Regions from separate parts of the Homo sapiens genome. Here region 2 is linked to region 1. Evidence: chromatin contacts called from ENCODE Hi-C data. All regions are on one chromosome and are shown on one strand. Each heading gives the region's core, a stretch centred on a gene start or an enhancer-like site at or near the end of the contact. The rest is flanking DNA. Distances are from core to core; before and after follow the strand shown.

Region 1 (5,099 bases), core at 1,653-4,152:
GAGAGTTGGTCAGGAGCCTCTGGACACTCCAACCAACTCCCTCGAAACAAGGCAGAAGAGTTGCATCTGAGCCACCTCTATGAACACTAGAAATGACCAGGCCAGGCCTTCCGTCTGGGCACCAGGATAGCTCTGCCCTTTCCCCTCTCTCTCACAGGCACACACATCTGCGGGGTCCTCATGTGAGCAAACTGGCTGGTCTAGGTCAGAAACCCATGCTTGCGGTTGAAAGGGAGAAAGGACAAGAGGATCCCTGTCCAGAGCTGGTCCTAGGTCCCGGGAAAGCGTTCTGGTCAGCAGGTTCACCTGCCATGCCCTTCCTTCCATTCGTCCTGCCCCAGCTCAGAGGACAGAACCTCAAGAGGGAGAAGAAAATGAATTCTGGAGGAGAAACTGCTGGGATCGGTTCCGGACACCCGTACATGAGTTTTTGAGTAGATCTAGCTTTCCGCACCCACTCATCTACAAAGACCTCTGACCGGCACACAGAAGTCGTGACCAGGCCGCTGAACTCGGCCTAAACACAGTGCGTACTCGAACTGCAACGTGTTGATGGCGGCAGCAGGTGACTTAATCTCTCCGAACCTTGTGCACGGTCTTCCCCTGACCCCTGTGCCCAAACGTAGGACATTCTTGGTCACCAGGGGCACTCTCCACTGCCAGACCCTGCTCTGGACCATCAAGGCAACAGCCGGGGAGTGTGGGCGATGTCCCCGCCCATCACTTCTGCAAAACCCAGGCATCTGAGCCTCACATATCTCCAGTGACTCTTGACCTTGAGAGGCCGGTCGCCCCGACTAGGCCGCCGGCCCCGCAGCTCCCCCGCCCCTTGCCCGCTGCCGCTCCCCCCTTCCCCCACCCCCGCCCGCCGCGGCGGCGGCACACGGCGGCGCGCGCGCACACAACACACTACTACCTCCTGCATGACTCATCATTGAAGCAACAATAGGCAGAGAGAAAGGAAAGGAGGGCGAAGCACTCTCCAACACAACCAACCCTGCCGGGGGATTCTGGGGGGCGGGGAGGGCACAGGAGTCCCCGGGTCCTGCACACACACCGTTCCAGAGCCGAGGCCCTGGCAGCACCCTGGAAAAGGGAGGTCTTTCCCGCCAGCCCCTCTGCAGCACCCTGAAGCCAGGGACCACCAACAGGGCGCGTGAAGATAGGAGTCATTAGTCTCTTCCCTTTCGAGGGAGCGCCGAAGTTTGCCCTTTCTCATCCTGGCTCATTCCAGCGTGGCCCCGGCTGATGCCAGGGGGCATAGTTGGAACGTTTTGGGGGTCAGTGGAAAAATGTGAGCTCTAAATGTCTCGTCGCCCTGCGATTCTGAGGGTTTCCCTTGCCTCGGGATCAAACACAGGAGGTTAGGGGCCAGAGCCGACAGGTGAGCTCGGCTCCTCCCTCGCAGGGCAAAGGCTCTCCCTGGGAGGTGCCCAGAGGCCGGGGCCCGGGCCCAGGCCCAACCCAGCGCAAGGCCCCTTGCCAGCCCCGCCCAGGCCCCGCCCCCGGCCGAGCGCGAGGCGGTGAGGAGGGGCCGGGCCGCGCCGTCCCCAGCAGGAGTGTCCCCGGTGCACGTGGTCGGGGGCGGAGCCCGTCCACGTCACCACCCGGTGTAACCAACGGGCTCGGAACGCAGGCACACGCAACATTCCAGGCGAGAGCGGGTTTGGAACGCGCAGACACGCCACATTCCACACTGGCTAAAGCGGGGCGCAGCGAGGGGGGCCCGGGGGCTGACCCCCAGCGACCCGCGGGCCATTTCGCAAACGCCCAATTAGCCCGGCTTTCACCCAAACCCCGGACGCGCAGCCCAGCCCAGCTCTGGGAGGCGGGGTCAGGCGGGGCTGGCCAGGATCATAAGACACGCGATGTCATTTCATTCTGCAAAGGCCGCCTCCGCCCCAAGCGGCGCGTAGATCTGCCGGGAGCGCCCCCCGCACCCTCCCCACGGGGCCAGGGAAGCCGAAGAGCTGCTCCGCGTAGAGTAGTCCCCACCCCCACTCCGTTACACACACGCCCACTCGTGTGCTATACACACGCCCGTGTACACGTCCGTTCATCTGCTCTTCCCGAGGCTCACATCACACATCCCCCGTGCACACACGCACGCACACGCGAGCCTGCCACCCCCACGCAACACCATTCCTCACCCCACCCCCCGGCTCACACATCCTCAGTGCCACCGAGGGCTCCGCTGGCCCACGCAAAAGCAGCCCACCACAGAAGGGGCACAGGGGTGCCACGCAGCCGGGGTGGCGCCCGCAGGAGCCAGGTCCCTCGCAGCATGTTAATGAATTCATTAATTAATTTCACTGCCCACATCACCCCTCCCCAGGCGGCGGCTCTCGCGGGGAGCCGTGCGCTGCCAGGCTCCGCAGGCCGCCCGGGAGGGGGCCCTGTCCGCGGTTTCGCGTGGGTTCGGGGACCGGGGTCACTCGCTTCCCCTTCCCCAGTGCCCCAGGGGCCCAGCCCGGCCGCTCACCACGTGCTCTCTGTTGTTGCTGCGCTTGCCATTCCAGGAAGCGGGCCGCCTCCAGTAGCGTCTCTATGCTCATCGCGCCGAGAGCTGCCGGGGGCGCGCCGGGGCCGAGGCTGCGGCCCGCGAGCCGGGCACAGGTCAGGCTGGCGGGCAGGCAGGAGGGAGGGATCACCTCCGGGGGGCGACAGGGCTGGGCGGCGCAGCGCACTCCGCAGGGAAGAACGGGGGAGCACGGGGAGAAAAATCAATGTCTCTCAAAATATTTGCAAAATATAAAATTGCAAATTTAAAAAAATGGGATGCAAAAAAAAAAAAAAGGCGGCACTGCCTCCCTTCTTCCCCTCCCTCTCTACCTCCCTTCCGATGCCTCCCGCCCCGCGGCCCCCGGGAGTCCCGCCGACAAGAAAGGGCTTTGCAACAAGATGGCGAGGAGGCACCGACACACACAACAAGGGAAGGAGCCGCGCTGCCCCCGGCCGCCGCCCCCGCTACTACACCGGGGCCACAGCCAAAGCCCGGACCGGAGCCCCCGCCCGCAGGGCCGCGGCGTCTCGCGAAGGGAGGGGCGGGTCCTGCGCTGCTGGCCCCGCCCCCCGGATCCGGCGCGCGCACACGTGGCCCGGGCAGGGAGGGAGAGGTCCGAGCGGGGTGTGCGCGCCGCGGTTCCGCTTTCCTGCTGGCCCCGCCCCGGCTGCAAGCCACAAGTTGGGCCGGGGCGGTGCGTTTGGGTCGTTCACGACGAAATCTGTCCTGCTGGAGGGAGGGTAGGGTGAACAATTCAAGATTTAACAGAGTTCCAACCAGGATATTCCGGGTCAGGGAAACCTTGGGAATGGCAGAGACTGGCCTGACCCTGGGTCTCCACGCTCCACCCACTCGCGACCTAAATCCCGCAATCGCCGGGCTGTCGCAATTCCCCCGGGATCCGCCCCTGGGCGGAGCTGCCGGCGACTGGAGACTGTCAAGAGAACCAGCGGAGGGAGCGGAGCGGCAGTCCGGCTCCGCGTTTTGTCTCCGTTCCTCCCCCCGCAGTGCGTTCGCATCCTATTAGGGGACGTCACCGGGCCGCGAGCCAATGGGCGGGCAGGACAACACGGCATGGAGCAGCTCCACATGGACACCCCGCGCCGCCAGCCTTCGGTTTAAAGGGCCAGTGTCTGCAGGTCACATTCGCGGGTGCGGATGGGGCCACTGGGCGAACCCAGGGTGGGATGCCGTAAGGGGAATCCCGCAGTCGTGCCCTGGCCTCTCCATTCCTTTTCACCACCTTCCATTTAAAACCAGGCCTTTATCTTTCCTTCCCCTGAACTCCAGTCTTTGTCCACGCGTATTCGATGTGGGTGGAGATACGGACTGTGCCACCCCATGGGCCACCCTTTCCTCTGGGGCCGGGGCCAGGGCGGGGAACACGAAGCGCCCGCAGCCCAGACCGGGGGGCGTGGCCCAAATCGGGAACAACAACGTGGAGGGCGGAAGCCCGGCCCTCCCCGCGCCTGGCGACCGGCGGTGGGCGGGGCGCGGGGGCGGGGTCCGCTGCGGCCGGCTGGAACCGCGCTCCCCAGAGGGAGGGACCCCCCGTCGCCCGCCCGCCCGCCCGCGTCTTCCGGGCTCGAGTGTTTAGGGGAGCTCGGGTGCAATCGGAGAGTTAGCTCTTTGAGGCCGGCTGCCCTTAAATCCTCTCACTTCACACATAAGGAAACTGAGGCCGTGACGGCCAAGGACTCGCCTAAGGTCGTTCCGTATTCCACCTGCTCCTCTCTCCCGAAGCGGGGGCACTCTTCCCTGACCCCAGGGACGACTCTGAAGCCAGTTCTGGAGGAGGGCCCCCAATTAGAAAAATGCCAGGGAGGAATAGCAACCCTGACCACTTAACACACTGTGATTGGGGCAACAAAAATCTTCACCTGAGACCCAACTCCGCTGTTCTGCTTCCTCGGTGGAAGCCACACGAACCCCACTGGTACAGCGGCAGCGATAGACCCCAGGCGGCTGAAAGCTTATTTGGAGCGTCCCGGAGCATGTCGATTGTGCTGTGCCAGTGCAGGGGGAGTACCCCTCAGTTCTGGCCCCAGGCTCCATTCTTTGCTAACCGGTCCAAGAAGTGGGGGGGCAGTCAGTGCCAGTGGGTTTAGAACTCCTCAGCCGCGGCTTCAACATCACACACAACCAGAAAGCAAACCTTCATGAGGCTGAGAGGCAGGCCGCCCTGCCAATACATTCCATCACATGGCACCCTCGGAGCGTTCCTATTTTAGGGACTGGTTGGAAGACAGCTAGAAACATAGAAAGCAGGCAAAATGTTTGCTGGCTTTACTCCTTTCCTTTGAGGGCATCGTCATGCATCCTAGGGGGGAAAAATCTGCACAGATCCTGGAAATCAAGAACTTCGTGAACCAGAGGAAGGGGGCTGTTTGCCAGTACTAGTCTACAGAGGCCTCTGATCTTTTCACATTTAATGCCCCAGCATCTAGAGCTGAGCATGCAGAAGTCGCCACACACACAAATGTCCAGGTAGGTACCACTGATTTTGCTTATGATGAAGCTGGAGCAAAGGCGGATTAGAACGGAACAGCCCAGTTCTTCTCCATGGGATGAGTGCCCCTTTGCTGGGAGGGCCAGA
Region 2 (5,099 bases), core at 1,237-3,736, 4.8 Mb after region 1:
AGTCTGACACCTCACCGCTGCCCCTGCCCAGGGCCTGTGGAACACTGTATCACCCAGACCGGAGCCGTTATGTCCTTAGCTCTTTTTCTGTATAGCCTCATTTGTTACCATTTTCATCTCCCTAAAATTTATCCATAAACACCTTCCATTCACAGCACCTCAAGACTATGCCAAAATCTCAACCAGCGACTCCAAATCCCCCTTCCTTTTCACTGCTGTTCAAGCTAGCTATCCCGGCCATCCACTCCCCGCATACCAGCTTTCCTACCACAGCCCTAAGAGTCTCCAACTTCCCTGGTCTTACATATAATTTCTAAGGGCCTCCTTCTATAAAGCAATACAGTTCTGTTTGAACAACAGTCACTCTATAGTCCCACCACACCAGCCTCAAGTCAGTAATTCTCTTGCCCCTACCTCTTTGCTAGGGGGAATGTAACCAGCATATGCCAAAACAAAACTGCAGAATTTGTTGAAATCCTCAATTGTTCTCCGCCGTTTCTCTGGTGGCTGAAAGGAAGGAGATATGGATCACATGCAAAGCCACACAGTTTAAGAATGGCATTCCCAGAAACACAGTCCCTAAGTGAGGTCTAGAAAAGGGGGGCGGGGGGCGTTGTCAGGCAGGGCTACTAGGCTGCAAAGGTAAGGCAAACCTCACCTGAGTCTCTGGCTTAAGGGTCGGAGGTGGATCTGGAAAAGCAATAAAAGCTGAGTCAAGACACTAGGAACAATCTGTGTAAAACTCCCCCTCTAAACCCCGTTGTTCCTAAGTGAACCCCCTGCTCTCCCAGGTCCCTCTGCCAGGCCAGCAGGCCCCCAGCTGTGTTGGATCCGCCCCGGCTCCCCCTTCCGCCCCGCGAGGGGCGGAGCCTGGGCGCGGCGCCCTCTGAGGCCTCGCTATAGCGCTCCCCTTCCCCCAACCGGAGGCCCGGCGCCCCGCCCCCCCAACTCACGGTCTCTCTCGACTCCAGTCTACTCGGATCCCTCAGCGCCCCACCCCACCGTACCGCTCCCGGGGCCGCGTCCGGGCCGCCGCCAGCCGCCCCCGTCCTTCACACGCGCCCGGAGCCCCGAGTTCCTACCCGGCCGCGCTCCACCGCCTCGGGCCCTCCGAGACCGCACACGCCGCCCGCCAGCCCCCAGGGTCCAGGATGACCACGCCGAACCGCTCCCCGCCCTCCGGCCCCTTCTACTCGAGCACGCGGCCCGGCGCGCCCCTCACCCCCACCCCAGACACACACAGGCACACGCATCCAACGCTACTTCACGGCCGGGACAGACCCGGGAGCTCTAACCCGGACGCGGCCCCCACCTGCCCCCCCCCCCCCGCCCATACCGCGCTCCCCACAATTTCGCCGTCCCTCCGCCCCCATCCGGGGCTTTGGCCCCTCCCCGTCTCCAGCTTTTCGGGCTCCCCACCGGGCCCCCCGGCCCTGTTCCTAGCCCTCTCCGGCCGCCGCCCCCCCCTCCGCCCCCGTACTCACCACCCAGTTACTAGGCTATGGACCCCTCAACTCTGGCCCCTTCCCCCCAACCAGCCACTCTCTCTCTCTCTCCACAGCAGCCACCGCTGCTGCCGCCGATGCCCCCCTCACCCTCAGCAACTCCCAGGCTCTTAACCCTCGCGGACCAACCCTACCCCCCCGCCCGACAAGTCGCCGGTCTTAACCCCCCCCACCCCGCCCCACCACCCCCTACAACTACCCAGCTCGCCTCGCTTCCTGGCTCGCTCTCTCCACAACTACCCCCCGGTACAGGTCCGTCTGCCGTAGACAATACCCAGACCCCCTCTTCTCCCCACAACTACCTGCCCACCTCTCCGACAATCACCGGGCATTCTCCGGCGGCAACTACTCGGAGCTCCGGTACCACCGCCACAAACTACCCCACCTCGGCGAACTACCGGGCCCCTCACTCAGCCTCTTCTACGTCCTCCCTCCTGAGCAACTCTCCGGCCACTGGATTCCCCTAACCTTCCAGTTCCAGGGCCCCAATCTGCCGGTGGCCCTTTCGGGCCCTAACCCCCGAGGCTCCGGGTTTCAAGCTCCTATCCCCCGCACCCCCACACCGTCTGATCTCCAACTACCCCAGCCCAGTTTCCCACTCCTCTTTCTCCAAGGTCTCTCAACTCGTCGCTCTCCCACCTCCAGGGCCAGCCTCCCGACCCCCTCCCCGAACTCCCCCGCTGGGCTCCGGGGCTCGACCTCCAAGTTTGCCAATTGATTCCTCGCCCGCCCCCCGCCGGCTCAGCGCTCTGCACCGGTCGAGAGCTCACCTTCGGGACTGGGCTCCGCCATGGCTTCCAGCATCGCCCCCTCCCCTCCTCCCGGTCCGGCGCCCCCCTCCCCGGAGCCGGGGATCCCGGTGCCGCCTCTAGTGCTCGATGCTCCCACTGCTTCGCTCCACAGAAGTGTCCGCCTCAGCCCGGTTGAGACTCGAGTCCGCTAGCCGCTGCCGCCACCTCCCTCTACCACTGCCTCCCGCACTCCCGGACCGGGCCCCCTCCCCCCGCGCCGCCGGCCGCCTGCTCCCTCCTCCTCCTCCTCCACCTCCTCTCTCCTCCCTCCCTCCTCTTCTCTCCCTCCTCCCCCCGCCGGCGCCGAGGCGCAGTGCACCAAGGGTTTTGTAGTCCGTCCGGGAACAGCGGAAAAGGGACCGCATGAACCTCCGGAACTTTGATTCCCAGAAAGCCACAGGCTGGCGCAGGCGCACCAAGCCGCTCCCCTCCCCCGGGGAGCGGCGGGGAGACCAGGAGCCGGAGGGGAGAGCGGAAGTGCGCGCGCAGGCCCCTGGGAGATGTAGGCTGGGCGGGACCAAGAAAGAAGAGGAAGAAGGGATTAGAACTCTCGGCCACCATACTGCCTCGTTCTGCAGCTTCTTTCTCCCCAGGAGGACCGCCCCACTTCCGGCCTGCCGGAGAAATGATTGCTGGGAGTTGAAGTATTCCTGGCGATAATGGCTCCCGCTCCCAGTCTTCTCCCTCCCTGATTCCACTCTGCCGGATCCCACACACCGGCAAAAGTCTAGCCAAGTGACATGCAACTGAGAACAGCCGTTTTACTAGCTTGCACACATGAAAATATCTTAGTTAGAATGTTCTAGCAAATGTGGATGTTCACCTAAAGCAGGTACTTCGGAACTTTCTCCACAGGAACCCACAGTAAAAAAAAATTTTTTTTTACATGAGCATTTTTAACATTTAGTTTCACATGCGTGTTATAAAACTAAAGTTTCAAGAAATAATCCTCAGTATTCCATTCCATCACAACAAAAGCACCCTCTTTTTGCAGACAGGGAAAAGCCCAACATGAACAGAATAAACCAAAATATACTTCTATCCCTCCAGCTTGTACCCAGTACTCTTCTTTCCCCACCACTGAAACCCACTGACACCTTGGAAAGACTTAAAATCAGCGGGACGAGGGGAGCAACACAAGGCAAAATTCAGTTCAGCTTGGTGGTTTCCTCTTTATTGATGTGCCTCCTACCTTCCCCCCACAATTTCAGTCCCTTCCAACTACCCCCAAAAAAGAAGGTAGTGAAAGGAAGGGATTGCTGGGGTTCTGAGCCCCTTGGGCAGTCAGAAAGGGAACAGAAACCAAAACAATCACTGGATGTGACACAGACTGACAATCAAGAAGTCTACAGCAGGATGGGAAAGGCGGGCAGAGAAAGGGGAAGAAAGGAGAAAGGAGAGTTACAAGATGCCAACTCCACCATTACCCCTCCTAAGAGAGGCTGGAGAGAAAGCCACAAACATTAAGAAGTGCCGGTCCTGAATAAGGGAGGTGGTGTTTGAGCTTGAAGGAGGAGGAGGTCAAGAAAGGGGGGCCACCTCTCTCTTTGTAGAATGAGACCCCCCTCCAGCTCAGGGGCAGCAGCTTCACAGACCGTAGACACTTTCGTCACTGTAGGCAATGTAGAGAAAGAAGTCTTCTTCATGGTGTTCCTGGGATGAAAGCAGAAAACTGTTCAGCAACTGGGCTCCAGTAACTTAAACCAACCACGACCCAGACACGTTCTTCTAGAACCACAAACCATTGCCTGACTCCTTCACTGACTCCAAGGCCTACCACACGAGCAGTATAATCTCTGCAGTCCTGGGCAAAAAGGCCTCAAACTGTTTTCTGCTGCTTTGGAATGGGGAGGGGGACTGGGAAGAGTCCCGAACAGATAGTTTCTCTAGCTCACTGTTCTCTTTCCTTCTCTCTACTCCTACTGTTCTGTCCAAACCCCCAACCCACGGCTATTATGAAACTTTAAGGCAAGCCAGGAAGCTAGTCCAAAACTACTGATGTAACAACACTTTCTTCCCCTCACGCTCTTCCAAGATTCCTCTCCAAAGCCTCCACCACTTCCCAGTCACCATACCTGGTACAGCTGACCCATTGTGGCACTGGTGGGTGGAATGACATTGTTGACAAAGAAAAACAAGGCATCCTCAGCTCGGAGATGAATTCGCTTCCGGATCAAGAAGTAGAACTGACCAACTGCAAAAGATACAAGATGCAAGAAAGTCACAGAGGTCAAAAATGCCCTCAAAAGAACAGCTGCTAGGTGGAGCCTCCTCCCGCAGAGACTGCACTCCCACCCACAGGAAGCAAGCCTGAGTCTTGGATCAGGTTCCCACCTGTGAGATCAGAAGGCACCAGGTATTTCTTTTTGTCCAGGTCTCCTATCCGAGCTTTGGGAGCCTTTTCTACTATCACCTGATAAAGAGATGAAAATTAGGAGACAGAAGGAATGCAGCCCCGAAGCTGCACCTGTCAAGAACTCAAGAAACAATATTCCTAGCACCTAAATCTACCCCAGATTCATCTCTTTGTCTTTGTACACGCGGTGCAGCACTGAGTCCCAGAGATCCTGACCTCACTGACTGGAGCTCATTTAAATATCCAGGATCCATCCCCCAATAGGGCGTCACCATAAACAACTATCTTAATCAGACGGAGGTGACTTGTTTGGGTCGACTAGTGATTCAATCTCGCAACCTTAGCTAGCTGGGGGGATGACCATTTGAAGCTCAGGCTGTCAAACTCTCTAAGGCCTCAAATGCTAAGGTTTCTCTCTCCTGTCCACATCCCTCTCAACCCCACATC

What was found. Hi-C counts contacts between places; a loop is a spot of excess contacts on that map. Pooled maps may share reads with other maps.
Region 2: a loop to region 1 is called in a map of chondrocyte, with 7 times the contacts of the local background. The contact joins the promoter of PHF23 here to the promoter of MNT in region 1. A Hi-C loop is called at or near these places in 1 of 168 maps with a recorded cell type or tissue (chondrocyte), 2 of 37 single-sample maps with no recorded cell type and 10 of 50 pooled maps.

Annotation. Positions count from the first base shown.
Region 1 is chr17:2,398,158-2,403,256 of GRCh38, forward strand. It overlaps MNT (MAX network transcriptional repressor), which reads right to left and starts at 2,903. Exons shown (of 6, transcript NM_020310.3): 1 at 2,483-2,903. The coding sequence starts at 2,555. RefSeq lists enhancers at 446-1,017, 825-969, 1,588-2,158, 3,449-3,498, 3,870-4,440 and 2 more, a cis regulatory region at 890-905 and silencers at 1,379-1,868, 2,389-2,448, 2,599-2,678, 2,869-3,178, 3,829-4,148.
Region 2 is chr17:7,236,971-7,242,069 of GRCh38, forward strand. It overlaps PHF23 (PHD finger protein 23), which reads right to left and starts at 2,487. Exons shown (of 5, transcript NM_024297.3): 1 at 2,276-2,487; 2 at 659-690; 3 at 415-507. The coding sequence starts at 2,309. It overlaps GABARAP (GABA type A receptor-associated protein), which reads right to left. Exons shown (of 4, transcript NM_007278.2): 2 at 4,631-4,709; 3 at 4,372-4,490; 4 at 3,038-3,949. The coding sequence ends at 3,884. RefSeq lists silencers at 755-1,234, 2,385-2,564, 2,615-2,754 and enhancers at 2,088-2,737, 2,865-2,954, 4,636-5,099.